Linked DNA regions of Homo sapiens: regions 2, 3 and 4 are each linked to region 1. A link is a contact called in ENCODE Hi-C or POLR2A ChIA-PET data. All regions are on one chromosome and are shown on one strand. Each heading gives the region's core, a stretch centred on a gene start or an enhancer-like site at or near the end of the contact. The rest is flanking DNA. Distances are from core to core; before and after follow the strand shown. Region 1 holds the start of DGKH (diacylglycerol kinase eta). Region 2 overlaps VWA8 (von Willebrand factor A domain containing 8). Region 3 has its middle 72 kb from the start of LINC02341. Region 4 has its middle 32 kb from the start of LINC02341.

Region 1 (7,814 bases), core at 3,504-6,003:
CAGTTACATATATAGTTATATATAGTTATATATATAGTTATATATATAATTAGTAGTAGTAGTAAGATTTTTTTTTTATTTTACTTTAAATTCTGGGTTACATGTGCAGAACCTGCAGGTTTGTTACATAGGTATACATGTGCCATGGTGGTTTGCTGCACCAAAAATATATCTTAATCCAGATAGAATACTGGTGTGTTTTTTGGTCTTCTTTTGGGTTTGTTTTTTTCTTTGAGATGGAGTCTCACTGTTGCCCAAGCTAGTCTTGAATTCTTGGGTTCAACTGATTGTCCTACCTTGGCCTCTCAAAGTGGTAGGATTATAGGCATAAGCCACCGCCCTCAGCCTAGATAAAATGTTGATGCAAAATTCTGAATATCTTTTTAGTGTTTAGGTATGTTTTACCTAAATTTAGAGACTCATTTGTGGCCATTAGCTGTAAGAAGACATATAAATGTCAAAAAATAAAAAATAAATGAGAACACAATAAACCTCATCAGGAGTATTTTTGACACATGCAGCTTCACAACCTTAGCCGAGATGACCCAAAGGCAGAAAAAGTCATTGAGATGGTTCCCATTTGTTTATACTGTTTGGTTTATGATTGTTGAACAATCCTAGGCTGTAAGCCTGACCAAGTTTCTTCCAGCCATTCCCATAAAATGAAAGGTTGCAGTATTCATGGGCCAACAAAAAACACACAAAGCTTCTTTCACATTCATCCTCAAAACCCAATTTGTCTGAATCTGTATTAGCGTTGTTTCAAAAATATCTTATTCTCAGTAAATACCTGTGAAATTCTCTACAACAGTATGTCTGAATGCAAATCCAAAAACTCAAGAAGGTAAAGAGGGGGAAGAGATATGACAAGTGTTAGGACTCCATTTTGGCTTTCCTGCATCAGCACCACTTTCACTTTTGTACATAAGTGACTTTTTGTCTTTGGGAAATAAAGGCAGGCATAAAATCATTTAGTGTTTAGCACCTGAGTGGCTAGATGAGACCACCTGAAATTCCACTTAGGTTATTCAGAGAAAGGAAAAAGTTCAAAACAGAGGAAGAGGAAAATAGTAGAGAGGACAGCATAGACATACAAAGAAACCAGGAATAAATGGAAAATGAAAAGGGGAACAAAAAGTATACTGTATGGAGTTATGATGAGGGTGCTAAAATACACATGAGGATTTTATTAAGCCACACTGATTTCAAAAGCATACCAGTTCCATTCTTTACTTAAAAACCATCAAATCCACTATGAAAAAGCTGAGATTAGTGCATTGTCCTAAAACAACCCATATTTACTTCTGCAAAAAACTGGTTAAATGATGACATATTAGATTGAACCATATGAAGCATTCCATATTTGACCAGTTTTGACCTACTGACAAAGCAGGATAGATGAGCAAGAACTGCTTGTGCTGTCTTAAAAATGACTGGGGCTGAGGCCGTGGCTCACCCCTGTAATCCTAGCACTTTGGGAAGCCAAGGTGGGCAGATCACCTGAGGTCGGGAGTTCGAGACCAGCCTGACCAACATGGAGAAACCCCATCTTTACTAAAAATAAAAAATTAGCTGGGTGTGGTGGCGCATGCCTGTAATCCCAGCTACTCGGGAGGCTGAGGCAGGGGCAGGAGAATCGCTTGAACCTGGGAGGTGGAGGCTGCAGTGAGCCGAGATCACACCATTGCACTCCAGCCTGGGCAACAAGAGTGAAACTCCATCTCAAAAAAAAAAAAAAAAAAAAAAAAAAAAAAGATGGCTTTGAGCTAATCTTAGGGCCTACCTCTCCTCCAGGTGCTCCCATCTTACACACCTGTGCGGAGACACAGAAAGTATTTGTCTTTTTCTAAAGATCCTTCCTTAATTCTCATCTGAATCATAATTGAAGACTGGGAACCAACGTTAAATTTAGTAGTTCTCATTCTATAAATTCCCCCTATTGCTCTCACTTTCTTCCCCAAGAATCAGTATATGTGATAAAAGACGTAAATAATGAAGTCTGTGACATACATGAACAGTCCAGTTGCAGGAGGCGGGGTATGAGGTTGAAGCTCACTGGTCTCAGAATCTTATACCCTGATCTCAAGTGTTCATATATGAAAATGTTGATGAACTTACATGCACTCTAACATAGGAGAAATTGTAAAATGCTGAATTTCTGACATTCAATACACTTTTGAAATTCAAGCAATATTTGATTTCATAGTCAAAAATGATCTCTCATGGCAAAATGTATGTGCTAAATGTTTTTATTAGAAAGTCAGATAGAAAATCACAAATAATGTGCTTTTTAAATTTACTTGTAGTCTCCATAAGCATATAATCTTAGCTATTACAACGAGCGCATGAAACCTATAAAATACAGTGGTACTCCCAACAAATTTGTTGTTTGACATGATTCAATTCAATTTAGAGCCATCTCTCAGTTTTCTTTCGAACAGTATAAATCTACTGGTTAATCCTGATATAAGTATGCATGGAATTTTGACCATTTCATATAAATATGTAACATACACGTTTGTTTGTTTGTTTGCTTGTTTGTTTAAGAGACAGTCTCGCTTCATTGCCCAGGTTGGAGTGCAATGGCAAGATCTCAGTTCACTGCAGCCTTGAACTCCTGGGCTCAAGTGATCCTCAGGTACCTTGTTCTCCCAAAGTGCAGGGATTACAGGCGTGAGCCACCATGCCCGGCCCCTATACAATTTTTTTTTTTACCTGCCATTTTGCCCATCATTAACACAGTTTATGAACTTTTTTCAGAATTAAGATTTGAAATATTAAAAACACTTTTAGGAAAGTCCCTAACTTTGTAAAAGCCTTAATCTTAAAAAACACATTAAATGCCATATTCTTAATTTACTACAAACTCAAAAACGTCACTATTAAAAGGAGTTACAAGATGTACTCTTAACTAAAGTGACTGAATCCCTAACTCTTTAGTAAGTGCATCTTGTCAACAGTTGTTCTTGTGTGTTGTTCTTACACACATGTATTTCAGAAAATAAGGAGGCAGGCTACTACAAACATTAATCCACTAGCTTTTTTTTTGTCGCTCAGGCTGGAGTGCAGTGGCACAATCTCTGCTCGCCACAACCTCCGCCTCCCGGGTTCAAACGATTCTCCTGCCTCAGCCTCCCGAGGAGCTGGGATCTCAGGTGCACGCCTCAAAGCCCAGCTAATTTTTTTATTTTTAATAGACATGGGGTTTCACCATGTTGGCCAGGCTGGTCTGGAACTCCTGGCCTCAAGTGATCTGCCTGCCTTGGCCTCCCAAAGTGCTGGGATTACAGGCATGAGCCACCGTTACCGGCCTCCACAGGCACTGAATAAAAATTATGTTTCCAAATAGGAGTTCATTGACCTTAGGGAAAATTTTTCATAAAAATAACTGTAGAATGAATTTTTTGCAAATTTATTTTTAAAAACGGTACCCCAAGCCAATGATTTTGTGGTTCCGTTTTCAATATCCTCGTTAAATTTCCCTACTGATAACAGACTCTCTCTGTGAAGATTTTTAAATTACAATGAAAATTAGAATACATAAAAATCCTTTAATATCCATAAGCATTTGCTTTGGTATGTTCATGATCAAATTAAAAATTAACTTTGAGACCTCACAGGTCGACAGCACAAGCTTCATTAACAAGAGTAACACACCATCCTAATGTCCACACAGCACAGAGGTAACTTCTCATTATTAAAAAGAACCATGGACGCATGGTTCTGAACCCTGCCTGCACTTGGCGGGAACCTGCGACACGAAAGCCTGGCCAGCCCTTGGAGCCATGCAGGGTGCGGTTAAGCCGCGAACACCATGTCCCACTTGCCTGCCTCGGGGCTTCTGCCTTCCAGACCGCAGCAGGAGGCAGAGGGGCAGGAAAGGCTGACCGGTGTCACCTTCCACCCACCCTCTGAGTGGGCCTAAGTGGGAAAGCAGCAGGGCTCACTGCAGCGCAGGCTGGTTGGCCAGCACATGCGCACGCTCCCCCGAACGGCAGGGAAGAAAAATTGAAACTCTCCTTTTAAGTTCCCTAAGTAGGAACTCGCGACTGCGCGTCAGCTTTTTCCCACGCTCCCGCCGAGCCGCGGGTTCCCTGCACCCGCCTCTGCCAGTCGAACTCCCTGGGAGCCCAGGCTCGCAGCCTCCCGCGCAGCCGCCGGGAATCCGTCCCGCAGCACCGCGGTCCAGCGCCCCCGGGCCCCGCCCCACCCCTCCCCGCCCCGCCCGCGCCCCAGGCCCCGCCCCGCCTCACCGTCTCACCATCCCCGCCTTCCCCGCCTTCCCCGCCTTCCCCGCCTTCCCCGCCTTCCCCGCCTTCCCCGCCTTCCCCGCCTTCCCCGCCTTCCCGGGATCGCCCGGCGCGTTCCAGCGCCCCCGCGCCCTCTCCACCTCCCGCTTTCCACGCGGCCCTCAGGCCCGCCTCCTCCGCCCTACCTTGGTCCGGATCTGCCCCGAGGTAGACACTTTGCGGATCAGTTTCTGGGGTCCCTCTTGCTCCGCTTCGCTGTCAGACGAATCCTCTCCCGGCCCCGCCGAGGCAGCGGCGGAGGTGACCGCGGCGCCGGCTCCGGCGGCCGCTCCTCCAGCGGCGCCCGGAGGGTGGTGCTGGCCTCCGGCCCCTGCCATCCTCTCCGACTCCTGCGGGGACACAGCACCGCCCGGCGGGGGCGGCGGCGTTGGTCAGCGGGTGGGCTCTGCCCGAGCGGAGCCCGGAACCCCGTGCCCGGCCGCCGCCGCCATCTTCCGTTTCCCTAGCTACCCCCGCGAGGTAAGGGTCGCCCGGGGCAGGCGCCCTCCAGGCAGGGGTCCACCCGGCTCCTCCGCTCGGTTCCCGCCGGAGCGGCGGCCACGGTGGGACGCAGAGGTAACGGACCCCCGCCCGCCTCGGACCCCTGCGCACCCAGCCTCGGATAGGACCAGCGCGGGTAGAGAGGATGGGGTGACAGGGTTTGGAGCAACATCTCTTCCACTCCCTTACGGTCTGGGTCCCTAGGATGGACAGGAGGGTGGGGGAGGCAGGAAACCTCTGCAGCCCACCCCGTAGTGGCGATGCCCGCACACCCCCTCTCACTTCTGGACAGCAGGGGCAACGCCGATCCCTGGGGAAGAATGGGAACCTGGAGCTTCCTCCCAGCACCCTTGGGTGCACCCGCCACCTCCTGAACCCCGAATCTCTCCAGAGACACTTGGGCCTCGCCGCGCGGTTCCAGCTGAATAAAAGTCCCCTCTGCCACCAAGACAGTCGGGGGCTGCCCCTCGTCGGTTTCCCCACCCCCAGCCCCACTCCGAGGACCGTACCTCTCCCGCCTCCGCCAGGGCCGTCGGGTCCCCTCAGCTCTCCTGACGGCGGCGTTCAGTTTCTGGCCCACCCCCACCCCCATCCGGCGCACACGGAAGAGAAGAGCATTTTCCGGGAGGTTCAGCTCCGCTCTGAGAACTTTTCGTTCAGAAAGAGCGATCCCCTTCGGCTAACAGGAAACTGGGAAGGGCGTGGAGAAAGCGCAGAAACAAGAGACTACACGCAGCCCAAGACGACAGAACGCACAAGAAGTGTCTAAGCTGAAGCGCTAACCGAGATTGCCTGGAAGAAAACAATACACTCGAGCCATGCGAACACCAGTACCCGAGACAAAAAGCCTTGGAAGTCCTGGCAGAGCCACTCCCTAGCCCGGACTAGAGCAGGAGGAAGTGGGATCAACAGGCTGTAGCCACCGCGCACAACTCCCCTGCAAGCTGGCTGCGCGGGCACTTGGGAACCGCGGACTGGCAGCGGGTTGTGCACGCTCAACGTCAAAGAAGCCTCACAGGTGTGAGGGGGCTGCGGTGAGGGGGCTGCGAGAGAAGACATTAAAACGACAGATCCCTCTTGTCATCCAAAGAGAACACCAAACTGGTGTTAGCTATATTTTTAAATAGGACAAAAAGTCCCTGCCAGACTGTGGAGTCTCTCCACCTGGAGAAAGCATTCAATCTCTGTTATGTTCATGCCTTTCAGTACCATTCCTTTCGTATTTTTTCAGTTGACATGACCTTTAAGGTTCCTCCAAACTAAGGTTCTAATTTTTTTTTTTAACTTGCAGTCTTACTCCCAACAAGAAATTTGATATATTAGAGCTAACAGTTCTAAGAAGTTTTAAGAAATAGTATGCAATCCCAATACTGGACATCACACTGTAAATTAAATTCATTAAAATGTAAAATGTGTTTAGTTCAAATATTTAAAGACAGGAGACTGCTGCTATGTAATAATAACAGAGAGGCTATTTCTGCAGCTTCTGTTGTCTCCTTTAGGAAAGGAAGGAGTTGGGCAAAATGAATTTTAAGAACGCTTAGAACTCTACAAATATGTAATTCTTTATCTACAAAGAACATATTTCTGGAAATTCTTAAAAGAGAAAAATAATCAAAATAATGGCCTTCATTCCCACCTGTTTGGTCATGGACAAGTCCAATATTTTGGAAATGTAGACAAGGACACCTAGTAAAGGGTCTTTTGAAAGAATAAACTTAGTTTAGTCTTCTCCTTTAATGTAAAGAAACTAAGGCCCCAACTGACAAACTGAGACCAAAGTCAAAATCATGCGGTTAGTATTCTAATGTTCTATTCACTTTATCACACTGTATAACAAAAGTCTGTCAGTTACCATATACTTCTATTCATACATTATGTGTTTTATATAGCAACATTTTCCAGAATCCAGGCAGCGAGTGATTAAACTGAAAGGCATTATCTAATGCCCAGCCTGATTTTGTGATTTTAACAGGTCAGATTACGCATCTCACTCTTTGATTTGAACACTGATTGCTTAAAGATACTTAAAAAGTTTCATATCCCAGAGCTGAGCCATTTAATACCTCAAAGTAAAGGTATTCCTTTCTCATAAAGATTTAACCTCAGAGCCAGCTTTGCACTTCTGCAATCACCTCTTCTGAAGAGCCAGTTTCAACGAATCCATTATTTAAGATACCTGACTTACTAGCCTCTTCTCGGTCTTATCTGTAAATTAGAAGTTTTTAGAATGAATATCTAATTTGTGCACTGTGTACCTGCAATGTACTTCACCTTCCTCAAGAGTATTACAAGGTCAAGGTCTCAATCTTTCCAACCATTTCAACCATGTAGCTCAAAATAGCAACTGAAACAATTTCAAATATGTGGTATCTTACATTATTTATTTGATTTATAAGAATTCCTTGATCTTTTCCTTACTTAGTGATTTCAGATTTTTCAGTAATTGCTTAGATGCATCTTACATTTTTATTGTTACTTTGAAATCTCTGTTCAGAACATGTGACAAACACACTATTAAAGACTTCAACATAAGCTGTGTAGACACTGCATTTAGGGTGAAATGGAAATAGGTGGTAGCTACCCCTAAATTAGGTTTTTACTTAATAGAGATCCTGGCCCATTAAAACAAAGAACACCTATTAGACTGAAGATGTGTAAGTCACAGCCAAATTTCATGTCAACTTTATGAATATTCGTGTATTATTTTCTACAGAGGTATTTTGAATTGTATTTTTACTGATCACTACTCATAACAAAAGGGGTTTTATACCCATTGGCAACTTTCAAATCTCACATATTCTATGGCTTTATCTTAAATATTACGCCATAAATACGCAGAATGTTACATTTTATATCCTGAAGAGTTCAAAGTGTTCTAGGACTTGTGTTCCTAATCAATAAGGAACCATGCAAAGAATACTGCAGGTTGACCAAGTACAGGCATTGAGAAGCTGCCTTAATTAAAACTTAAGAACACGCTATTTGCTACATATTAAGAATTTAACATTCGAAACTTTTAAC
Region 2 (7,814 bases), core at 1,914-4,413, 460 kb after region 1:
CTTGGAAAATCAATGCTTCATGATGACAGTGCCATGGCCAATAAGTAACATGTTATATACAATTTCATTCCAGTTCTAATCCCACATTTCTCTTAAACCCGGCCCAAGAATCCAAGTTCCATGCCACTTTAATGGCTGCTAACCACTGCCACCCTGTTCTCTTTTACTTTCTTCAGTGCTGGTTTTCCCAGTCTAGACTAGTCTGTGAGAGTCTGTCCTCATCTATGAAAGCCATTAGAATCCAGTGCTCTGCAGCTTGGTACCTCCAAGAGTTGTACAATGTGAAGACTGAAGGTACATAAATGGTCATCCACAATAGCATTTCCCAGGATAAATTATCCAGGAAGCCTGAGGATTATCCACACTAGAGAACAGAAATGTTAGGAAAGAAGAGATAAGAGCTAAGTCCCAATCACTGGTGCAGGGAGGGGGCCTGAAAAGGACTGTGCTGTGTGGTCAAGGTTGTCTGTCTGATTCACAGATAGATCAGTAGGAAGAGATTCTAGTAGACTGTGCACATTCCTTCCTCTTGCCACCCGTAGCTGGGTATCTGATCAAGTTTTACATGATAGCTATGCTCCAGAGTGACCCATTTTCCTGAGAGATCATGGGATTCTTGCCAAGAACATAATCTGGAAAGAACATTCTCCCAAGGGTCACATACATGGTAGTTCTTAGAATTAACTGCCCACCAAAATTAATAATCTATATGCTGGTGATGTTTGCATTAATCTATTGGTATTCCAAAATGGTAATTTTGCCCCTGTTTCCAGCAAGGGTATCAGGAACAAGAAAACAATACATACTGTAATACCCAGAATTATATTGTGTGGTGCTTCTTTGTGTAATGGCTGACCTGGCCCTAAAACAGACACCAGCTGCCTGAGGCTTAGTGGCTTTGTATTTCCAACGACAGTGCTATCACATAGCCACCTCCCATGAAACACTGATGGAAGCATGCTTAACTTAAAGTGGACTAAGTTGTCCATATGTGTTTTATCCACTGCAATAAATAATAGTACCAGCTAACACGGCTCACCAGGCTCTTTCTTAGCTGATGCCAAGTAAGATTTTATTAATTTTACAATAGCTTACTAAAGTAGAGACTAGTGTTATCTTCATTTTAGAGATGAAGAAACAAAGATGCCGACAGGTTAAGTAATTTGCTTCAGATCAGATATTGAACAGTGGTGAAAGAACAGTTAGAACCAGGCTGATGCTGGAACACATAATCTTTTTTTTTTTTTTTTTGGAATTAACAGAGAAGGGCTTTTAATAACACTATTATAAATATTTTCAAGGATTTTAGGGAAAATATGAACATAATGAAAAGAGAAATGGAAACTATTGAAAAGAAAAACAAATAGAACTTCCAGAGCTGAAAGCTATAACGTCTTTTTTTTTTTTTCAAAACAAATAAGAGTAAAGATCTTTACTAAATTTATTCATTCCTTGGTGTCAATGCTTCCTGAATTTTTCTTTTTATTTTATTTTATTTTATTTTTTTTATTATTATACTTTAAGTTTTAGGGTACATGTGCACATTGTGCAGGTTAGTTACATATGTATACATGTGCCATGCTGGTGCGCTGCACCCACTAACTCGTCATCTAGCATTAGGTATATCTCCCAAAGCTATCCCCTCCCCCCTCCCCCCACCCCACAACAGTCCCCAGAGTGTGATGTTCCCCTTCCTGTGTCCATGTGATCTCATTGTTCAATTCCCACCTATGAGTGAGAATATGCGGTGTTTGGTTTTTTGTTCTTGCGATAGTTTACTGAGAATGATGATTTCCAATTTCATCCATGTCCCTACAAAGGACATGAACTCATCATTTTTTATGGCTGCATAGTATTCCATGGTGTATATGTGCCACATTTTCTTAATCCAGTCTATCGTTGCTGGACATTTGGGTTGGTTCCAAGACTTTGCTATTGTGAATAGTGCCGCAATAAACATACGTGTGCATGTGTCTTTATAGCAGCATGATTTATAATCCTTTGGGTATATACCCAGTAATGGGATGGCTGGGTCAAATGGTATTTCTAGTTCTAGATCCCTGAGGAATCGCCACACTGACTTCCACAATGGTTGAACTAGTTTACAGTCCCACCAACAGTGTAAAAGTGTTCCTATTTCTCCGCATCCTCTCCAGCACCTGTTGTTTCCTGACTTTTTAATGATTGCCATTCTAACTGGTGTGAGATGGTATCTCATTGTGGTTTTGATTTGCATTTCTCTGATGGCCAGTGATGATGAGCATTTTTTCATGTGTTTTTTGGCTGCATAAATGTCTTCTTTTGAGAAGTGTCTGTTCATGTCCTTTGCCCACTTTTTGATGGGGTTGTTTGTTTTTTTCTTGTAAATTTGTTTAAGTTCATTGTAGATTCTGGATATTAGCCCTTTGTCAGATGAGTAGGTTGCGAAAATTTTCTCCCATTTTGTAGGTTGCCTGGAACACATAATCTTAACTACTACTTTAGTTTGCATGCATAAAAACATCTTAGCTATTCTTCCCACTCATTAATGTAAATATAGTAGTTGGCTGTAATAAGCATATGCCTTGATTGGGATACTATAATTCTTTATCATTTTACTGCCGTAAAATTAGTCTATCTGGCATAATTGTAAGTTATTGTAGCAAAGTATTATGTGAAAAAACTTTTAGAAAAGTAATCCAGAAGATTTCTGAAAATAGATAACCAGAAAGACTTGTGGGGTACAAAATGTTCACATACTATTGTTTTCAGCTATTTCCATTTGCACTCTAAGTCCCAGAGAACTTGAGTAACAAACTCTTTACCAAAAGGTAGAATTCTAAAGGTCACATTTTCTCTGGGCTTACAGACAATGTTAACAAATTCAAGCTGATTATTTTAACTAATAAACTTTTGAGAAGCACCGTGACAGAAAATCTGTAAGAAATGCGCCCCCATTATTATATTTCCAGATACTGGACATCTCTCCAGGGACTCATTTGCATACCATCTTTCATTCATTTTATTGTTCCATATGTTGAAAGAATTAAAACGGACAAAGGGCATTTATTTGTCAGCAGAGCAGAAACCACTTCATTTATATGACTGTGTTCATGCAGAACCATCACTTACTGAAAAGATCCCAGGTGTGTTTCCTGTTATTCATGCACAAAGTATGTCAGAGACTCTGCATAACTAATTAAGGCTTTGTGTGTGTATGTGTGTCTTTTGTAGGCTAAAGGTAAAGAAAGACAATGGCTAAGACATCAAGCTACTGGAGAATTAGATGATGCCAAGATCATTGATGGGCTGACTGGAGAAAAAGCCATCTACAAACGTCGGGGTGAGCTGGAGCCACAAGTAAGTCATGGTGAACTGCTAGCCTCAGCTCTGCATAGTCTAGCCCTCTTTACAGAAACTTGCTTTCGTGAGTTGTGTCAAAATATCACAAATCCTGAATATGGTAACCAAGGAAAGCATTATGTTAAAAAAAAAAAAAAAGAAGAAGAAGAAGAAAAACTCCATAAATATTATACTATTTATTATTCAACTCAAGGTCCCAGCAAGAAACATAAGGCATGCTCAAATTAGGTAATTTAAGAAACAGTCAGTACAAAGACTATTTACAAAAATAAGGGTGGGGTTTAGGAAAATCAAAAATAAACAGTGCAGTAACCCAGGGATAGCAACAGCAGGGATCTAACTCACTCTGAGGCCTAAAAGGGCAGAATGAGACAGCAGTTCCTGGAACCTGGAGAAGGTGGTTGATGGAGTGGTGGCCTTCAGCAGAAGGGGAGCCAACCCATGGGCAACAGCAGAGAGGGGGCCAAGGGAATAAATACTCCACCCTCACCCCCTGACCTCCACCAGTGCCTCCCATGAGCAGAACCCACTGGGAGCCAGCAGCCAAGAGGCCAGCTGATGTGATTGTAGGGGCCAAGGGAAAACTTCCCCTTCGCCCTCTGAAGGTTCTCTGAAAATCACCTCACAAAAGGCACATTAATAGGAGAAGAGGCATACAAATGTATTAATGTGCACCGGGGTGAAACCAAGGGTGAGTCCCCCTCCACACAGTGAAGTACAGATGCTTATGTACCCTTCTTCTTAAGGGAAAAGGAGATGGAGAAGTGTAGATGATTTTACGGGGGTAGTAAATGGTTTTAGGGCAATTCAGTGGACTTGAAGAGCACACAGTGGCCTGGGACAGAGTCTGTTGGGCCCACAAAGCAATGGTTTGTGACCGAAGTCTGTCCAGGTGTGTTGACAGACTTCAGCCTTTCTTCCTGTGATATGAGTTCAGTTGATGAAAACTCAGGGAAGGGCCCAGAGTAATGGTTTTCTTCTTTGGAGCTCTGAACTTTAGACAGTTGAAGAAACTTCAGAGAACAAATTATCCAGTGCTTTGTGGGGAGAGGGAGGAAGGTCAGTGAGACCTTGATGCTGCTTCTTCAGTTCAGCATGTCCAAGCACCATATTTAGAGGGTATCGATTTCTGAGCTCCAACACGGATTGTCCACACAGATCAACTCCCAGGACACAGAGCAGGTGCCCTGGAGGGGAAACTGAAGACACCTGGTGTGTCTATTAAGCCTAGAGAAACCTTCAAGTGAAAACAATAAAACAACCTTAGTGATTTTCTACTGTTCTCTTACTTTAAAGATCAGTGTCCATCATATAACTGAAAAAAAATATAGAAAATAAGAACGTCTCCCTTAAGTAACTATAATTGTAGTATGTAAAGTTTTAGACAGCCATAAATTTAAAATATTTGCAATGTAATAGCAAAACAAAATGATGACAGGATGAAATATTGAGTCTCTTGGTGAGCTCTGTGATCTCCTGTATTCCTGGGTAACCAGAATTGCTGAGTCGCCACTGAGAGCTGGGGGTGCAGTGACTGGTAGGGGGAAGGGAGAGTCACTCCTTTTAAATATTTATTTAGAGAGGATCTGGTGATTTGGGGAGTTCTTATTTCTGTGTCATTGGTATGAGTCAACAACTGCTTTCTTTACTGAATCATTGTGGTCAACAAATGTGTTTGGATACATCTGAAATTGTGAGTAGTCATGGAAGCATATGTATAAGTGTTCTTAATTTGGGCAGACTCAACAAGTTTTTAAGAAATATGTTGAATTTGCCTCAAACCATTACACTCTCAATACCCACCGTGTTTTCTTGAAATTACTAACTCTGCTCATTATTTTTTATATTTAATAACAGCAAATATTTAATAACAGAATAATCTGGAATTTTTCTTCTTCCTTTTTTTTTTTTTTTCTAGAGACAGGGTCTTGCTTGTTGCCCAGGCTTTAGTGCAGTGGCACAATCATAGCTCACTACAGCCTCAAACTATTGGGCTCAAGTGACCCTTTCAGCTTACCCAGCTGAGTAGCTGGGAATATAGGCACATAGCACCACCCTAGCTGATTTGTGTATTTTTTTGTAGAGATGAGTTCTTGCTGTGTTGCCCAGGCTGGTATTGAACCCTTGGCCTCAAGCAGTTCTCCCACCTTGGCCTCCCAAAGCACTGGGATTACAGGCATGAGCCCCTGCACGCAGCCTTCTTCTTTTTTATCGTCAGCAAAACTAACAAACTTTTTCTTAAAATCTGCAAATTGGCAGTCGTGGGTCTAAAATCAAACTTAATCTTGTAATCTTAATTGACAGTTGTTTCTAGAACAATTTGATGTCACTTTTATGCTTTCAAACTGCCAAGAAAAGAAAAGCACTAATTCAGTAATGTGGAAGGAAGAGAAGATGTGCAGCTTAGTAAACACAAAAGTCGTTTTTAAAATCTTTTCTTTAATTTCTTTGCCAGACCCCCATCACATAACTTTGTTTTAGGAATCTGACATTACCTGTGGCCTGTGTGGAGAATAATTTTCAGGTCACTACCCAATACGTACAAGTAAAATTGACATGGGCTTCCCTCCAAAATAACACAAACTCTTGCTAGAGTTACTGACTCTGAGGCATGAAGTGAAAATGACATGTCATTCCAGATTATTATTTTTAAGTCATCATATTATTTTTAAGGCATCAACCTCGGTAAGTCAACTTTACTAGAGTGAGCTTTAAAAGGACTATATTCCAAAGGAAAATATTTTCCATGTGGCCCCAACCATTAGCACAAGTCTGAAATTCTGTTTACTGCAGTACAACCCATAGATGCCTTGCTACCTGCTAGGACAGCCTTGTGCAGGGCTGAGCCTATGGCTGGTCTGCCCATCTCGGGGCTGGCACGCTGGAGCTTCTGTGAGATCCCCAAGACAGCCACCAGGGGAAGTTTGCCAGTTCACAAACGGCTTTTCTGTTATTCCTTCCCTCAGCTTGGCAGCCCACAACAGAAACCCAAGCGTCTGCGCCTGGTGGTAGATGTGTCTGGTAGCATGTACCGTTTCAACAGGATGGATGGCCGGCTTGAGCGCACAATGGAGGCTGTGTGTATGGTCATGGAAGCCTTCGAGAACTATGAGGAGAAGTTCCAGGTAATGACATGAACTAAGAATAATGAGAGGCATCATTGACCATGATGATGGATAGGTGGATTCAAACTCCATCCAGAGTGAATGAAAATCTTCATCCTCTCACCAGCTCATTCATCAGTGCAGAGAAAGTGAAGCTTTTGTTTTATCTGAAGTAGTAATTGTAAAATAACTCCATAATTTAAAAGTCTGATTACTACAGAAGAAATGCTGCAGCCATGATGTTAGAAAAAAATGAGCTGCTTAGAAGCAAAAGTCTGTTCCCAGACTCCTCAGAGCCTCCTGGCCTTATCCCAGTTCCCCATACCCACCCACTCTTGCCCCATCACTAGCCAAGCAGCCTTCCAAAGTTTGAGTCCACCCTGAAAGCTTCAGTATCACGTTCCATTTCCACATGGGCAGGGGTTATACAGTCATTGGTGTCTCCCCAGCTAACAATGATGATGATTATCCCAGGAGAAAAGCAGGTTTCCATTTCAACTGTTTCCATTTTGGTATTCTTAGTTTGCTGCACACCCTCCATTTTAGAAGTCTAGCATGGTGAAGGGACCCCCAATGCTGCTGTGTTACTGCTTGATATGAGCCTATTAATCCTCTCTTAATCAGCCACAGAGAGCACCTGCACTTCTGGCCCTTACCAGAGCAAACAACCTTGAATTCAGTCACATGCCATGTAATTATTATCAAAAGTTCAATCATGAGAAATGCTGTATGCACGTGCAGATATGCATGAAGGACACACAGTCCATAGACAGACTAGATTTTATTACGGATCAAACATGTCCTACAGAAATCAGTGATCTTAGATTGCTATTAGGCTTGACATCCCACATGCACCCCAGGATTGCTTCCCTGAGTTGTGTCTCTGTGTTATGAGGTAGGCAACAAGAAACAGATTGATGAAACCCATCACTTCAGGTACTTTAGGCCTATTATTAAGGATACTGCCCCCCCTGAATTTCCCAGAGCCCCTTGTGTGAAGCTCTACGTGAGGAATTCCTTTTAGAATTAAGTGGAAGAAGAAGGGCAGCTTCAGCTAATGAATGCTATGGGTTGCCGGGCTCTGTCCAAGTACAGGATACAAATACAAATAAGACATGGACTTTCACCGTGGGGAGTAGCTTTGTTTCCCTTGAAGAACTGAAATGTGTTTCCCCTTGTGATTAGTGAAAGCCATGGAGCTGCTTAAGATTCCCTCTTGGTTTTAGTTGCCAGGAAGCTCAGAGCTAAAATCAAAGACCAGCTATGACAACTTTGTTATGTCTCATGGCTTGCAGACCAGTGTTCGACTTTTTCCTTTTCTTCACCCTTGCTCCCTTCAGGTATAAGTTTTCCTTGATTTTTTTTTTT
Region 3 (7,814 bases), core at 1,863-4,362, 450 kb before region 1:
CATGGTGTGAAAAACAACAAACAAAAGAAACCTGTGCTCATCCACTGAGATTTTTGTGTCATTTGTTACTGCAGCACAATCCTACCTATCCTGTCTAATACAGGTGCTTTTCCAAAATGCTCTGCAAAATTTCTATCCTTAATTGCTTATGTACCAGGAGTGATTTATTTCTGTACATTTTAGTGACACTGCTTTGTGACTCCCTCTCATGTGAATATTTTTGTGAATATTTTATGTTCCATGGGTCAGCTGACTCTGTCTTCTACCCTCAATGCTATGAGGAAGGCTATTATTTTTTCCCAGAACCATACCAAAGGCAAGGCAGTGGGAATGGCCCATGCCATGGAGGAAATAAGAAGGTGCATTTTCTGTAGAAATTTTTAAAACTGTAACAAAACCAACTAAAGATCAGTGTGCTTTTTATTATCATCATAGGACTGCAGTGCAATGCAGTTTATAAGAGCCTGTTACATATCATGCTAGAGAACTTCCCCAGCAGTAAACAACCAAATTAGCTGGGATCCATGAATTAATTCATTCATTTATTAAATACCTCTTTTGAACAAGACATGGTGCTATGCACTGCAGATAAAGGAAGGAACAGCACTGGCACTGTCCCGACCCTCATGGCATTTATACTTGGAGCACAGGAGCAGGAATTCTACAAGTGTGCAAGTTGGCATGATATGCATTTTTCCTCCTTGAGGAGGTGCCATTTGAGTTAGACCTGAGTGATAAGGAAGAGGCAGCTGTGCAAAGATCTAGAAGAAGAGCATTCCAGGCAGAGTGACCATCAATGCAAAAGCTTTGAAGCAAGGACAAGGTTAATGTGCCTGAATATTGTGAATGCAGTTGTGAGTGGAGAGAGAGGGGGTCAATGAGAGAAGCAGGGATCAGGCACTATGCGATATCTTTCAGGCCATCCATTGTAAGGAATCAGAATTTTCATCTGGTTGGGAAGGGAAAGCACTGAAGAGCTTGAAGCAGGCAAGTGATATAATATGACTTGTTATTTACAAAGACCTCTCTGGCCTCTGTGTGGAGACAGAGAGGCAAGACGGGGAGCAGGACATCAGTGTTGGGGCTGTTGCATTGGTCCAGACAAGGGACGGTTGATATGCCTTGAATGAGAATCTTAACAGTGGTTATGACGAAAATAGCCAAATTCAGAAATTGACAGGACAAGACTTACTGATCGATTGGACATCAGCGGCGAGTGAAAGAGAGGACACATAAACAACTCCCGGTTAAAATTTTGGATTGGACAATTGAGTGGATGGTGAGCATCACTTACTGAGACATTTTTTTCTTAGTATATGTTCCATTAAACTGAAAAAAATTAAAGTTAATCCCCCTTTCTTAACTTCCTTCTACACTGGCAAATAATAATAATAATAATAATAATAATAATAATAATAATAATGAGAGACATATTTTTCAGTTAAATGACATTATCAAATTAGACTACTAGAAAATACCATAGATCAAATCATCTGGGAATTACCACCCCAGAGCATCCAGGACTGAACTCAGACAGGCAATTTGATTGGCTCACAATGATATCATAATTCTATTTCAGGGCAGAACTGGAGGTCTGCCTGTTGATGCCCAGAGCCTGAGGTCTGGCCACCCACGGGTCCCTAAGCCCTCATCTAGATTCATGCTGTGCTGAGACCATTCTGTGAGTTGATAAAAGGCTGTAGGGTGGCTGGGCCTTAGGGTAGAGGGTTGTGTAATGCAGTGCATAATGGCAGTGGAGGTAAGATTAGAAACCAGAAAATATATGTCAATGTGGTCCGACCCCTTTCTGGGTTCACATCAAAATCCCCGTTTGCTTTCCAGAAAGTAGTGGTACAAACCATTATTCCTGTTCATGAGCTCCTTGGGACAGTTCTTCTAGGACACAATTCTCCCTTGCACTAGAAACTATTTTAAAAGTAAACAACACCAGACACCACTACTTAAAGAAAGTCTGGCTCTAACATCCTTCTCAGAAACATTTTGTTGTTGTTGCACAAAAAGTGGCCTCATTACAAAGAGCTTTATTCACAGATCTACAAAGAAGGTAGAGACCATAGGGTCACACACCCAGGAGACAGAATTAAACAGTGTCTTTCCAGAAAGGCAGCAATGAATTCCAAAACAGATTTCAGCTATGAAGATAGATTTTTGCCTATTGCCTGCAATAGGAATAGGAAAACCCTCATGTGTCTAGCGTAATAATATAAGACTTTCAAAGGGCATGGTATTTATTCAAACCACACCATCAGTACAATCTGCAACTCAAATTGCAATGTCAATTTTCCCTTATTGTGCATGTTTCCAGTGCAGTGCCTGGAGCTGAAGAGTGGTGGGGCTGTAAGTCAACCTCTTCGGCTTTGGCCAACTCCTTTGGGTGTTTTGAAGGCATCTCCACCACTTGGCTCATAGCATGTGTCTGATTAAGCCATTGTAATAGGATAATGGACAATCTCATATTGTGGAATCATAATATGGCATTGTAAGATGGACCCAGAGAATCATATCAACGCAATTCTCAAGGGTGGAGTACACACACACACACACACACACACACACACACACACATATATATATATGCACACACACACACACACATATATATGTACACAGTATCTAGACTACAGCAGGCTAATAATTTAGTGGGCAGTATCGCATAGTGGTTAAAGGCTTGGACTCGAGACAGACTGCCTGAGTTCACGTCCCATTTCTCTCATTTACCAGCTCTAATGTGAAACCTTGGCAAGTGTTAAACGGCGTGACAAAAGTAGAACGTATTTCATGGGATTGTTGAAATGATGAAATGAATTAATACACATAAATGACATAGTACAGCACCTGGCAAATAGTAGGGACTATTTGGTATTATTATGATTACACTGCACACTTTTAATCTAAGGCCACACTTCATGTGTGTCCCCTTCATGACTTCATGTGCTGTCAGAAATCATCCTAGAGAAAAGGATGTGAGAAACTAACATGCAATGAGCCTCTACTCAATACCAGGAACTATTCCAGAGAATGTACATGTGCACTATCTCTAAGTCTGAGTCATTTCCCCAACTGCAGTAGCCCATGACTCAAGTGGGGAGAAGTGTGGTATGATCCAGGTACTTAGTATAGCCTTGCCTAGATTTAAAACCTGACTCCACCACTTACTAGCTGTGTGACCTTGGACGAGTTATTTCACCCTCTAAACCATCATTTCCATATCTGTAAAACAGGTATAACATCTAACATTCATGGTGCTTCTGAAGATCTAACAAGCTGACATATGTCTATGACAGTGGCTGGCACAGTGTGGGTTCTCAGAAGCAATGTTGCTCCTCTAGTTACTTCTTAGCTTTTACCTCCAAGGGAACTGGTAGCCTTCCCTGGAAGAACCCAAGGCCAATAGGCATTTTACTATTTAAACATAATTTATTCTTTCATGGAAAAAACATTTTAAATCATTACATGTATAGTGAAAGAAAAAGTAAATTATGTAAACATCTGGAAAGAGTCTTAAATTTCCAATAGACATATGTTTTCTTACTTAGCATATATTCACCGTTCAGCCCCATGTATTTGTCAATACAGAATTTCCTTTAATTCCCCCGTAACTTAGTTGTTTTAACCAAAGAGTAAGAGTTAATTGGAGCAAAGAGAAAGATGAGATGATGATCAGCAGTTCTGAGATGACAGGGATTGATGGCTTTCTCAGTAATCTGTGGGGGCTCACCCTGACTACTCATTCTGAAATGAATCTGTAGCTTTCTCGACCAAATCTTACAACTTTGAGGGATAGGCATTTTATAATTTTTTTAATCTTTTTTTTGAGACTGAGTCTTGCTCTGTCACCCAGGCTGGAATGCAGTGGCACAATCTTGGCTCACTGTAACCTCCGCCTCCCGGGTTAAAGCAATTCTCCAGCTTCAACCTCCCGAGTAGCTGGGATTACAGGCACATGCCACCAAGCCCGGCTAATTTTTGTATTGTTTTAGTAGAGATGGGGTTTCACCTTGTTGGCCAGGCTGGTCTTGAACTCCTGACCTTGTGATCCACCTGCCTCGGCCTCCCAAAGTGCTGGTATTACAGGCATGAGCCACTGTGCCCGGCCGGCATTTTACAATTCTAAAGATAGGAGGGCTGTGAAATGGCCCTCAAGGAGCTAGGCTATAAGGTGTCATTATGTTTGGTATCACTGTCCTTTCCTTTTGGTTCCAAGGCAGTGATGGGGATGTACATTACACCATATCTAAAATTAAAGATACCAGATCTAAACACATGCCTCTACCTACTGAAGCCTGGCGCTAGACCAGTGACTGACCACAGCATACAAGGTCAGCTGGTATTGTTGAATTATATAAATTTGGGTTGGATTGGGTGGCAGAAGGTGCCAGAGCCCAAGCAGACTGATATGAGGCAGAGCTTACCCAGGACTACCATTGGCGTGGCCAGGTACTTGACAAGGCAAGTGGGCATTGGGGCCAGGAGGGAGAAGCCAGCAGGGACAAGGCGTGGGCTTGCAGAGGTACAAAGCCCAGTGCTCCTTACTGGAAGAGGATGCTTGTTCAGTCTTTTAAATGCAATACACCCTTCTTATGACACAGCAGGATTGTCGGGACTCCCTGCCCCCCATAGGATTGCTGAATACTAACGCCAGGAGCCAAGTCAATCAATAATTCATTCATTCTACAAATATTTATTGAGTACCTACTATGTGAATAAAATATGCCAAATTTCCATGACCTGGCAGTGCTTACAGTTTAGCAAGCAGAGACAGATAGTAAATGAGTAAATTATTCAGTATATCAGAAGATGAAAAGTTCTCAGGGAAACAAAAAGTAAGGCAGGGTAAGGGAATTGGGAATATAGTGGGAAGACTACAGTTTTAAAAACAGTGGTCAGAGTAGGTCTCATTGAGGAGATGACTTTTGAGCAAAGACTGGAAGGGAGTGAGGAAGTAAGCCACGTGGTCACCTGAGTGAAGAGCATGCAGGTGACCAGAATGAAAAGGATTATTTGCAGTGCAAAGGCCCTAGGATGGAACACACCCAAGGAGGCTGGTATGGGTGGAGAGCTGGAGGAGAGGGGGAGAGCTGTAGGAAATGACATCAGCGAGGTAACAAGGAGGGTGACCAGACCATGGAAGGTTCTGAGAACTTTCATTTTTACTGAGTGAAATATGGACCTGCCGGGTACAGCGGCTCACACCTGTAATCCCAGCACTTTGGGGGGCCGAGGCGGGTGGATCACCTGGGGTCAGGAGTTTGAGACCAGCCCGGTCAACATGGTGAAACTCCATCTCTACTAAAAATACAAGAAATTAGCCAGACATGGTGGGGGGTGCCTGTAATCCCAGTTACTTGGAAGGCTGAGGCAGGAGAATCGCCTGAACCCAGGAGGTGGTGGTTGCAGTGAGCTAAGATAGTGCCATTGCACTCCAGCCTGGGCAACAAGAGTGAAACTCCATCTCAAAAACAAACAAAAAAAAGAAATATGGAACCAGAACCATGCAGGGTTTTCAGCAGAGGAGTGACATGATCTGAGTAATGTTTTCAAAAGATTAGGAGGCTGTTGCAATAATCCAGGAAAGATACAGATCAGGGTGGTTCAGCAGCAGAGGTGGTGAGACATGGTCACATTCTGGATAATTTTTGAATCAGAATTTCCTGGTAGAACCAATGCTAGATGTGACAGAGGAGACTTAGGAAGAACTCTGAGGTTTTTGGCATGGATATCTGGAAGCTTCAAGTTGCTATCAACTGAGATTTAGAAGGAGGAGGTTTGGGGAGAAGTCAGAAGTTCACCTTTGGATGTGATAGGTTTCAGATATCTGAGAAATATGCTGGAGGAAGGGTAGACACTTGTGTACAATGAGTCTGGAGTTCAGGAGAGAGGTCTTTCTACACTGGAGATACAAAAGCAAATGAGAATGAGGTTTTCAAGGGAGGGGTTGGTGACAGAGAAGAAAGTCAAGGACAGGAGACTTCTATTTTAAAAGATAGCCAAGAAAAGAAGGAACCAACAAAAGAAGTGGATAAGGATTGACCAGAGGTGACTCTCTTTCAAATCAGGAGGGAGAAACTTCTCTCTAGGCTGTTTTTATAATTTGAAATGTGTGATTTGGGGAAGTGATGTGATCCTTGTGTATGGCTCACAGTGGTTTCATGGAAGCTCTAGGTTTGGAGAAAACAGCCTGGGTTATATTTTCCTGTGTATGTTTCTAGTATGTTTGGATTGTGTGGCTAGTGGACCCACATGCCCCAAGAGACAGAACCTTGAGACCAGGGACACCCTCTGAATAAGTCTGCTGAGGACATTTCCTTCCATTTGCCAAAGAGGGGGTGGGGGAAGTTTTATTTTTCATTTTGCCTGTTGAGAGCATTTAAAAAATAATATTCTAATATGAATTCTGTTGTGTGTAAATAGTCGACAAAAGCCTATTTTTTCTGAATTTAATGTATCCGATCCTTTTCTTTAGGACTGGGGCTTTTCTAAACTCCTTATTGATTATTGTTAACTATTAGGGTTATTATGGACTTGTTGACTGTTAGTGGTTTTTTTTCCTTTTTTAAAAATAGTCCTCTTCATTAATTTATGTCCTTTTTATCATTGTTCCAAATCACGTCTTACTTCCTGTTACTCAGCTACACAACTGAGAGTTATGTCCCATCCTCTTTAGAGAAATTTATTCACCAAATTGACTCAACCACAGCATCAGAGCTTGAGATACTATCTTTCAGGTTTTTCCTGGGGTTGAGCTATGCAAAAGAATATAAATCCTCAGCTACTCGTAAGCTGAAGTGGGAGGATCGCTTGAGGCCAGATGGTCAAGACCAGCCTGGACAACAGAGCAAGACCCCTGTCTCTAAGAAATAAAAACAAATAAAAATGTAAAAAACAATATAAATCCTTATGTCTCTTAACCTGTACACTTAGTAATTATCATATAGCAACTATAGTTGGCCAGAATTAAAAGCTTGACACATAATAACTCATTTTATCCTCTCAAAACCCCTGCGAGGGAGGGACTATCATTGTCATCCTCACTTTAGAAATGAAGAAAATGAAGTACAGAGAGATTAAGTCACTTGCTAAGGACACACAGCTAGTAAGTGGCACAGCCTCAGTTTGAACCCACAAGGCTGGGCTCTAGAGCCCCTGTGCCTAATCACTAAGCTTTGCTATACCCTTTGCCTCTTTTGGTAGCTTTCCACCATGTGAGCTGCTTCTGGCTTTGTGTTGTTGTTGTCGTTGTTTGCTGATGTTTTTGTTTTTGGTAAGATCAGAACCTCATATCTGGCACTTTCAGATCACCCTTAAAGTTAACCAAACAGCATCTGAAGAATGGCGATGCCATGAGCCAGGGAGGCCAAATGAAGGGCCACACAGATGAAATTGCTCCGGCGGCCTTCCCTGCACGAAGGCAGCTGCTATTCTTGGTGCTACAAGGTATAACGATTGTAGCTATTGGTATTTTAAGCACATTCAATGTAAAATTGACTGTTTTAATACTCTAAGGAATTCATCCATATGAAGATTTAAAATGCATTTCTTCTCAATATGATTTTATTATGATTTTTCTTTTTTAGAGACAGAGTTTTACTCTGCCGCCAGGCTCGAGTACAGTGGCACAATCACAGCCTCAAAATCCTGGGCTCAAGTGATCCTCCCCACCTAAGCCTTCCAAGCAGCTGGGACTACAGGCAAGTGTCACACACCTGGCTAATTTTTTTTTTTTTTTTTTTTTTTTTGAGATGGAGTCTCACTCTGTCTCCCAGGCTGGAGTACAGTGGCATGATCTCAGCTCA
Region 4 (7,814 bases), core at 2,939-5,438, 340 kb before region 1:
ATAAATTTCCAGAGCTACCACACCTTAAAGTTAAACTCACCCAAGCCAGACAGTAAACTATTAGCAAAGATATTTTGTAACCATAATTTCTAGTCTTTTAACTAGTTTTTTGTTAAACTTGCGCATGGCCAATTTCATAAAAGTCATAGAGCTCTCTTCTCTGGCATCCATGTTTTCAAGTATTTATCCTTTCAGAAACAATACAAAATAAAAACAGGCCCCTGGGGTATTTTAAGGAATTTTTCAGCTGACCAACTTGGTCAACCAGCATAATCCTGGAGCACCGGCACACTCATGTCAGCTGGCCTCAGCTCCTCACCACAACTAGCACTCAGCAAAGGACGCCTGCGGTTGTGGCAGCGTCTGCCCCAGGTACCCAAAAGGAAGTCTCTTCATGGCAAGGCCACGCAGGAGATGGCACCACCCAGAAAGGGCTGATGACAAGGCACAACAGTTCTGACAGAGGCTACGATATAGAGGAGGAGCCGCCAAGCTTTCTCCCGACACAAAACAAAGCAACTAGTAAAGCACTTGTATCTCAGGGAGAGTCCTCATACCTCAGTCCAAGTCCAGTTTCGGTCACCTGCAGTAACACACTTCACAGGAATCCACAATGAACTCACATCAGCCTGTGCCCAAGAACCTAGAGCTGGAAGCTCCTGTTTAACATAAACATGGGTTCAAAGAACAAGTCTAGAGATCTCATTAGAGCACCTGAATCAACTGGCTTTTCTTTTCTTTTTTTTTCTTGTCTTTAAAAAAAAAAAATTCGTAGGGATTGAGTCTCACTATGTTGACCAGGCTGGTCTTGAACTCCTGACCAGAAGCCATCCTCTGACCTTGGCCTCTCAAACTGCTGGGACTACAGGCATGAGCCCTTGCACCCAGCCTCTTTATTTTTAATTATTTTAATGACATACTAGGGGGTCAGTGATGTAGAGGGTGCTTGTGGGCCATGGTGGTCAGTCCTTTGATTCTGATTTTTGAGCTCTGGTTTTCACATGGACGTATCCATTGTTCAGATGGAATGGATGAAATAAATAATTTATAATGTGGGCTTGTTGTCCATTTAGTCCTTTCTCTGACACCACAAGGGTCTCAAATTCGTTCCTAGAGTAATATCCCCCACCCTTTTTACACATCTAATTAATGGAGTGAATAATTATTTTGAGGGTCTCCAAAAACTCTCCCCATTTGGGAGCAGGGCTGGGGGTGGGGAGAGAAGACCTTCATCAGCCAGGGGCAACCAGAAGGCTTCCCATCGGTGCTGGCAAGCCAGCTGAACTGCATTGGGCAGGGCAGAGGCTGGCAACAGGAGACGGGGGAGGATGCTGACGTGCCGCAGACAGAGCACAGAGTTTTTCCTTGGTCAGGAACACAAGCTGTGCACACACCTCAGTCGTTAAGCTCTTAAAAAGGGGAACCTGATGCAATGAATTAAAGGGCATGGAGGAGCCAGAAAGGTGGGAGCAGAAGCCACATCTGTGCCCTGCTTGGCTTTGCCCTGGCCCTGAGCTGACAGGCAGCACGTAGGCGCTGAATCAATCTCCCACAGATGAGTTTTTGGATTAAAAGCCAGCGATGGCTGAGGGAATTGGCTGTAGACTAGAGGAGACACACAGAGTGTACTGGCCTCACAGACAAAAGGTGTCTGTCTGCCTCCTACACAGCATGGGTGGGCCACGCTCCTCAGTGTTCTCTGTGTGCTCTTTTTTGTCTAAATGTCAATCGTGGCCAGGTCTGGTCAGGGCAGTAAGACTGTCTTGTGGTAAGAAATCCCACACTTTCTCAGCAGGTTTCCTCTGATCTCAGCCCTCTGGGCTCCACCTGGATCAGGGCCTAAGGTCCAGGATCTTTCTAGAAGCCCAACATTCCATGCCTCGCTTACTCGGCTTGAGGGCAGCTTCTGGTGAAGAAACCATCTTCACTTGCTTCTCTTTTGTTCTCCTACAAAACCACTTCCTCTCCCCATCCCGTCCACCTGGCAACACCCACCCCAACACTGCCATGCTTCGCTCCTCAATGACAGTTTCAAGGTTCCTATTCCAATCCATATTCAGACTTAGGGGTTCCCTTGGAACACAACACATAGAAGAGAAGAGCAAGATTCTAATCAGCAATCAGTCCCCTCATTCAGCCTTGCCTTCTACTGATTTCTATGTCTTCTCCTCCTGCTGTTCCTCCTGCCCCACACAGTCTTACTGCACCTGTGTACCCTGAGTCAGAACCTCCACAGCTTTTTGGTGGAAAGAGGCAAGCTCAGAGGTTCTCTGTCCTATCTTCCTTCTCTTGAACTTCTGAAAGCCCACCTGTTCTACAGGAGCTCCCAGCTACACAGACCACGCACACTGTGCTGTTTTTCTACAGGATATGTTCTCCTGTTGTTTGTAGAATCTTGTGCCCAATTGTGCTTTCTGACTGCTAGGTTATTTTGTTCTCAAAGCAGGAAGGAAGTGTGATCTGATAAATAGAGCACTTGCCTGGAAATTGGGATACTTGTGTTCTCAATTGGTCTCACTGTGGAAAAAGTACGTTGACTCTCTGGGTAAACTGATATCTCGGCAGGCTTGGGTGAATGAGCAGGAAACGTGGCAGGCATCCAGAAGGCACATCCTCAGTCGCTGGCCCTTCCTGTATTTAGGCACACAATAGTTGCAGTTCCTGGATGGCTCCTAGGATCAGTAGGTTCCCTACTTCATGGTCTTCTTCCTCCTCTCCTTTCCCCAGTCTTGACTATTTGGCTCCTCCAGCACTAGTTGATAAAAGAAACTCAAACCTTAGACACCCAAAAAGTCAATTATTGTCCAAAATCCTTCATAAACAACTATGCTGAGAGTGCCTAAGGGCCAGGCATGCATCATAAGTAGCCTGGGCTTGAAATGAGTGAAGATGTAAACAGAGCATGCTCTCAAGAATTCTGTTAAATGATTTCTCACTCCTAACTCCTACACATAAGGGTCAGGACACTTTCAGTCTTGAGTGACAGAAATTCAACTCAAATTAGCTTAAATCAAGAAAGAAATCCATGAGTTTATTCACTGAAATGCATTTGACCTCGGGCAAGGCTGATGTAAGGTTTCAGACAATGTCATCATACACGTGCCTCTCTCTGCACCTGCTGGACAGGTGCTCTCCAAAAGGTGAGAAGGTGGTTGCCAGCATAGAATTCCAGTGGAATGAAAGTAGTTTCAAATAGTTCCAACAGAAAGGTCCTGGGAAGCCTCTGCTTGGGTCATGTGCCCATTTCTAAACCACTCCTGGGTCACGTGGCTTCCTCTGTGGCAGGGTGGGTCTGGCTCCAGTTGTGGAATACGTTCTCCACCAGACAGAAACATCCAGTTCCTAGAAGAATGGAAATAGATGCTGGACAGGCAAAACACCCAATGTCTCCCACACCACGCTGAGCCAGCAGTGAACCAGAACTGTAGAAACTCTCAGCAAACTGGGATGCCAAATGCATCCAGGGAACAGTCTTCCAAATCTCACAAGTTTCCAATAAAAGACAAAGAAAGAGCGGAGGCTGGATCTCTGGAACATAACAATGTGGCACTCTATTTCTTTCTATTACTGGATAAAGTGTTTCCAGTGTGGTAGAGCTAAGTAGCCACAGACTTTGCTGCAATCATCAAAATGTTTTTATGACTCATGAGATAAATGAGAAAAACACACGGAAGAGTCAAAGTTACACTGAAGTTAGATTGTAATCACACCCTTTACTTCTAACAACCCGCTGCTGACAAAGTTTCCTGCTGAGAGCACATTACTGACTTATTTTCTCCACAGAGGGCATCTATCAATCCTAAAGCAGATTATCGCCTGGACAGATTATGTGAGACCTGCTTTTCACACAGGTTGGTGTCCTGTCAACAATCAATGCAGCTCCTGTCTCTACCACTGAGGCAGTCTGCTGAAGAGAACACTGACCCACTGGCCCAGGAATCCAAATTTGGGGATATTGAGTCTTCTGATGGGCCACAAATCAGCTTAAATGACAACACTTTCTTTAAACACTACACGAAAGGCTCATAAGTGGATGAGGATGCTTTTCTGCACTAAAAGGATCAGTCCTCTCTCTAGTAGCGAGGACACTTTAACACCCTGATAGTCCTTCCAGGAAGTAGAGCTTTCTGAGATAGGCCTCCAAGTCACAGAAGAGGGCCTCAGACAGAGCTTTCCCTGACTTTGTGGTAACTGGGGTTTTCTCACCATCAGGCCTCTGTGCCTCCAATAGGCCCATGTCTCAGTAACAGCAAACCACCAAAATTCATCAAGCACCTGCTATGTGACAAGCATGGGAACACAAAGATTAATAGGGAGAGATATTCCCTGGCAAAATGGCATTTTGAGCTCAAGTTGTGGGCCCCCTCATCTCTACTCCAAACACAGCAATAATATGTAAAACATGTATTTCTGCAATAAAAATAAAATCACACTGAAAAATCAGATAAATACTTCCATGAAAAAGAAAGAGTAATAAATAGTGTCAAAACCATGGGCCTCTTGGTCTCTTGGTCAAGAAGGCATAGATGACCAAAGTCTGATTCTTTTGGGGTAACAGGGAGCAAAACCTTCCAGATATGGCAGAGGACCCAAGTCAGGATCACCACCTGAAGCCAGGCATGGTGCTGAGCTCCCTTGTTTGTAAAAGGAGGTGGAAAAGCTAAAACATTGGCCTTTCTATAGGCCAGTGGATGGGCAGGAAGCAGGCACAGCCCTGGAGCCCCGTCCTGGGGGAAGCCACCCACCAGCTGAGTGGCTACATGTAGGTATCCCCAGTACATGAGGTAAGAGCCCATCCACCAACATTCAACCTGGATCCAGAACAGAGTTCCTGGGAACCAGACAGAGGCAATGTCAAAACCATTAACTGGGGAGGAAAATAACCCAGAGCTATGGGGAGAAGTGAGCTCCTCAGGAAGAGCATACAAACCTAAATTTGAAAGAAAATTTAACAGGAAGAAAGTTAGACAACAAGCTCAAAGACCAGCAACATTTACTCCCTCCAAATAGAAACACCTGAGCAATCTCAAAAGCATTTAAAAGAAGCATGCTTAAAACCCTCAGAGATAAAGGAAGTAATTACATCTATGAGAAACAAACAAACAAAAAAAGCAGATATGAATAAACAATATATGGTTCTGAAAAGCAACCAAATACTAGTCCTGAAAACAGAATATACTGTCATTGAAATTGGAAGCTCACAGACTGCCCAGAAGATAGCACAGAAGATAAAAAGAAGACATGAAAAGGGTCATCAGAAGCCAAGAGGACAGACTGAGGGATTCCAACAGAAGACTCACAGCAGCCCCAAAATGAAAGAATAGAAGAATTGGTGTAGAAAAAAATATATAGAAGGAACTAACAGTTCATAATTTTCCAGTATTGAAAAAAATCATAGATTTATAGTGAACACTGGGCATCAAATATATATATTCCTAACTAGATGCATTGTAATGAAACTGCAGAACATTGCTATAGAGAAAAAAATTTAAAATCTAACAGGGAAAAAGACAATCCACAAAAGAGTAGCAATAAGACCAACAGCAGACTTCTCATCATTAACAACAAATATCAGAAGACAGAAGAGTGATGTGATCAAAGCTTAAGGAAAAATAAGTATTCTTTACCTATTTGAACTATCATTTAAGAAGAAGGTGAGGTAGATATTTTTAGACATATGAAGTCTAAGAACTTTTAACACCTACGGACACTCACTAAATGAAAAATAGTTCCTCAAGAGGAAAAAGGATCACAAAGAAGGAGTACAAATTTATTTTAAATGGTGAGCAAAGAAACTGGTAAATTATATTGATAATTTAACTACTAACTATCAAAAATAACTCTTTTATTTTAAATTCTAGGTGACAAAAATAAGGAAGATAGAGGAATGAGAGTGACTGAATAATTTCAGATGTTATTAGAAAACTCATGTATGGTAAAGATATAACCTACCAAAAAGTTAAATGTATAGTTTCCAAAGCAATGGAGAGAAAAAAGTGTTGGGAAGAAATTAAAATGTATGTATTTTTAAGATGTTAACAATAAGTCCAAATATGGTGATAATCACAATAAATATCAACATATTAAATTCATGTATTAGAAGACAATCTATCAGGTTGAATTTTTTTAAAAGCTCATGTATTTTAGAAAGTGCACGTTGTTGGCAAAGCAGTAGAGGGAGTCGAAGTAGATGTCAGGGTTTCTGCCACAGAGACTTGGCTCTGCCACACATAAGATGAGGAAGACCTTACCTAAGGCAGCTCTGGGATGGGGCTGTAGAGAAGAGAAGGGCCTGAAAGGACATACAGCAGGAAGAACTGATGGACATACCAGCCAACTGGATTGGGCTAAGTTCAAAGAGCCTCCTTACAAAGATAGCACAGTTTTATGCTGGGTAACATCTACAAATGGGTGGTGGTTAAAAGTGAAGATACTGGCCAGGCAAGGGCTCACGCCTGTAATCCCAATACTTTGGGAGGCCGAGGTGGGCAGATCACTTGAGGTCAGGAGTTCGAAATCATCCTGGCCAACATGGTGAAACTCCGTCTCTACTAAAAATACAAAAATTGACTAGGCATGGTGGTGCGTGCCCGTAGTCCCAGTTACTTGGGAGGCTGAGGCAGGAGAATCGCTTGAACCCAGGAGGCAGAGGTTGCAGTAAGCCTCGATCACGCCACTGCACTCCAGCCTGGTGACAGAGCGAGACTCCATCTCAAAAAAAAGTAAAGATACTGATCAAATTGCCTACACAAACGGGAGAAGACTAAGGCCCAAATCCTTGGCAACACCAGCTTTTAAAAGCCATACAGAGGAAGATTCAACCAAGAACCCCCAAAACATATAAGATCAAAAGAGAATTTTGTCATATCAGTCACTGATTTAAGGGGTAGAGGGTCACCAACATCAGTTAATTTTAGAGGTCAAGAACCAAGAAGCACATAGTGAGTTTGACAATATGGAGGTCACTGGGGAGCTTTGGCCTCATTGATTAATGAGTCGTGTGTCAGATTGAATCCCAGAAACCTGATCCCATCTACCCACAGATTTTCTCCAGATGACCTTGGTTATTAATTAGACAATTTAATGCCCATAATTAAACATCATCTTCTTGTAGCCAGGATTCTCCTTGACCACTCTTGAGGCTTCTTCAAAATTCTCATGATAGACATATACACAATGCAATATTATTCAGCCTTTTAAAATAAATAAAATCCTGTCATGTGTAACAACATGGATGGAGCTGGAGGTCATTATGCTAAATGAGACATAGAAAGAGAAATACTGAACAATTTTACTTACATGTGGAATTTAAAATAATCAAATTCATAGTAAGATGGTGGTTGCCAAGGGTTGGCAGAAGGGGGAATGGGGCGATGTTGGTCATGAAGTATAAAAATGGTAACTACAGGCCAGGCACAGTGGCTCACACCTGTAGTCCCAGTACTTTGGGAGGCTGAGGTGGGAGGATTGTTTGAAGCCAGGAGTTTGAGACTAGCCTGGGCAACAGAGCAAGACCCTATCTACACACACACACACACACACACACACACACACACACAAAATTAGCCAGTCAAGGTGGCACACACTTGTAGTCCCAGCTACTCAGGAGGCTGAGGTGGGAAAATTGCTTGAGCCCAGGAGTTTGAGGTTAGAGTGAGCAAGGATTGCACTACTGCATTCCAGCCTGGGCAACACAGAAAAAAAAAAAAAAAAAAAAAAAAGCATAACTTTGTAGAGGCAATATATATGTTAATTATGTGGAAAGCAGTGATTATTTCACAATGTATACACATATCAAAACATCAAGTTGTATG

What was found. Hi-C counts contacts between places; a loop is a spot of excess contacts on that map. ChIA-PET counts read pairs that join two places held with the same protein, here RNA polymerase II (POLR2A). Pooled maps may share reads with other maps.
Region 2: a map of breast epithelium shows a loop between it and region 1 (21-fold over the local background). The contact joins the enhancer-like site here to the promoter of DGKH in region 1. A Hi-C loop is called at or near these places in 1 of 168 maps with a recorded cell type or tissue (breast epithelium). POLR2A ChIA-PET finds 5 or more read pairs at or near these places in 3 of 52 experiments (A549, Panc1 and endothelial cell of umbilical vein).
Region 3: a pooled map shows a loop between it and region 1 (5-fold over the local background). The contact joins the enhancer-like site here to the promoter of DGKH in region 1. A Hi-C loop is called at or near these places in 1 of 37 single-sample maps with no recorded cell type and 6 of 50 pooled maps. POLR2A ChIA-PET finds 5 or more read pairs at or near these places in 1 of 52 experiments (activated naive CD4-positive, alpha-beta T cell).
Region 4: a loop to region 1 is called in a map of naive thymus-derived CD4-positive, alpha-beta T cell, with 4 times the contacts of the local background. The contact joins the enhancer-like site here to the promoter of DGKH in region 1. A Hi-C loop is called at or near these places in 2 of 168 maps with a recorded cell type or tissue (both naive thymus-derived CD4-positive, alpha-beta T cell), 2 of 37 single-sample maps with no recorded cell type and 9 of 50 pooled maps.

The regions. Positions count from the first base shown.
Region 1 is chr13:42,045,587-42,053,400 of GRCh38, reverse strand. It overlaps DGKH (diacylglycerol kinase eta), which reads right to left and starts at 4,753. Exons shown (of 30, transcript NM_178009.5): 1 at 4,436-4,753. The coding sequence starts at 4,627. RefSeq lists a silencer at 4,447-4,976 and an enhancer at 5,517-5,606.
Region 2 is chr13:41,586,165-41,593,978 of GRCh38, reverse strand. VWA8 (von Willebrand factor A domain containing 8) reads left to right here. Exons shown (of 45, transcript NM_015058.2): 41 at 3,214-3,339; 42 at 6,309-6,467. Among named protein-coding and RNA genes, the nearest start is that of MIR5006, 22 kb to the right of the region's middle. Within about 2 kb of position 3,163, at least 3 of the 41 ENCODE cell types and tissues checked have a DNase peak (open chromatin) inside an H3K27ac peak, as active enhancers do.
Region 3 is chr13:42,493,254-42,501,067 of GRCh38, reverse strand. No RefSeq gene overlaps it. Among named protein-coding and RNA genes, the nearest start is that of LINC02341, 72 kb to the right of the region's middle. RefSeq lists an enhancer at 4,942-5,041. Within about 2 kb of position 3,112, at least 2 of the 41 ENCODE cell types and tissues checked have a DNase peak (open chromatin) inside an H3K27ac peak, as active enhancers do.
Region 4 is chr13:42,389,270-42,397,083 of GRCh38, reverse strand. No RefSeq gene overlaps it. Among named protein-coding and RNA genes, the nearest start is that of LINC02341, 32 kb to the left of the region's middle. RefSeq lists enhancers at 1,232-1,381, 2,282-2,331. Within about 2 kb of position 4,188, at least 3 of the 41 ENCODE cell types and tissues checked have a DNase peak (open chromatin) inside an H3K27ac peak, as active enhancers do.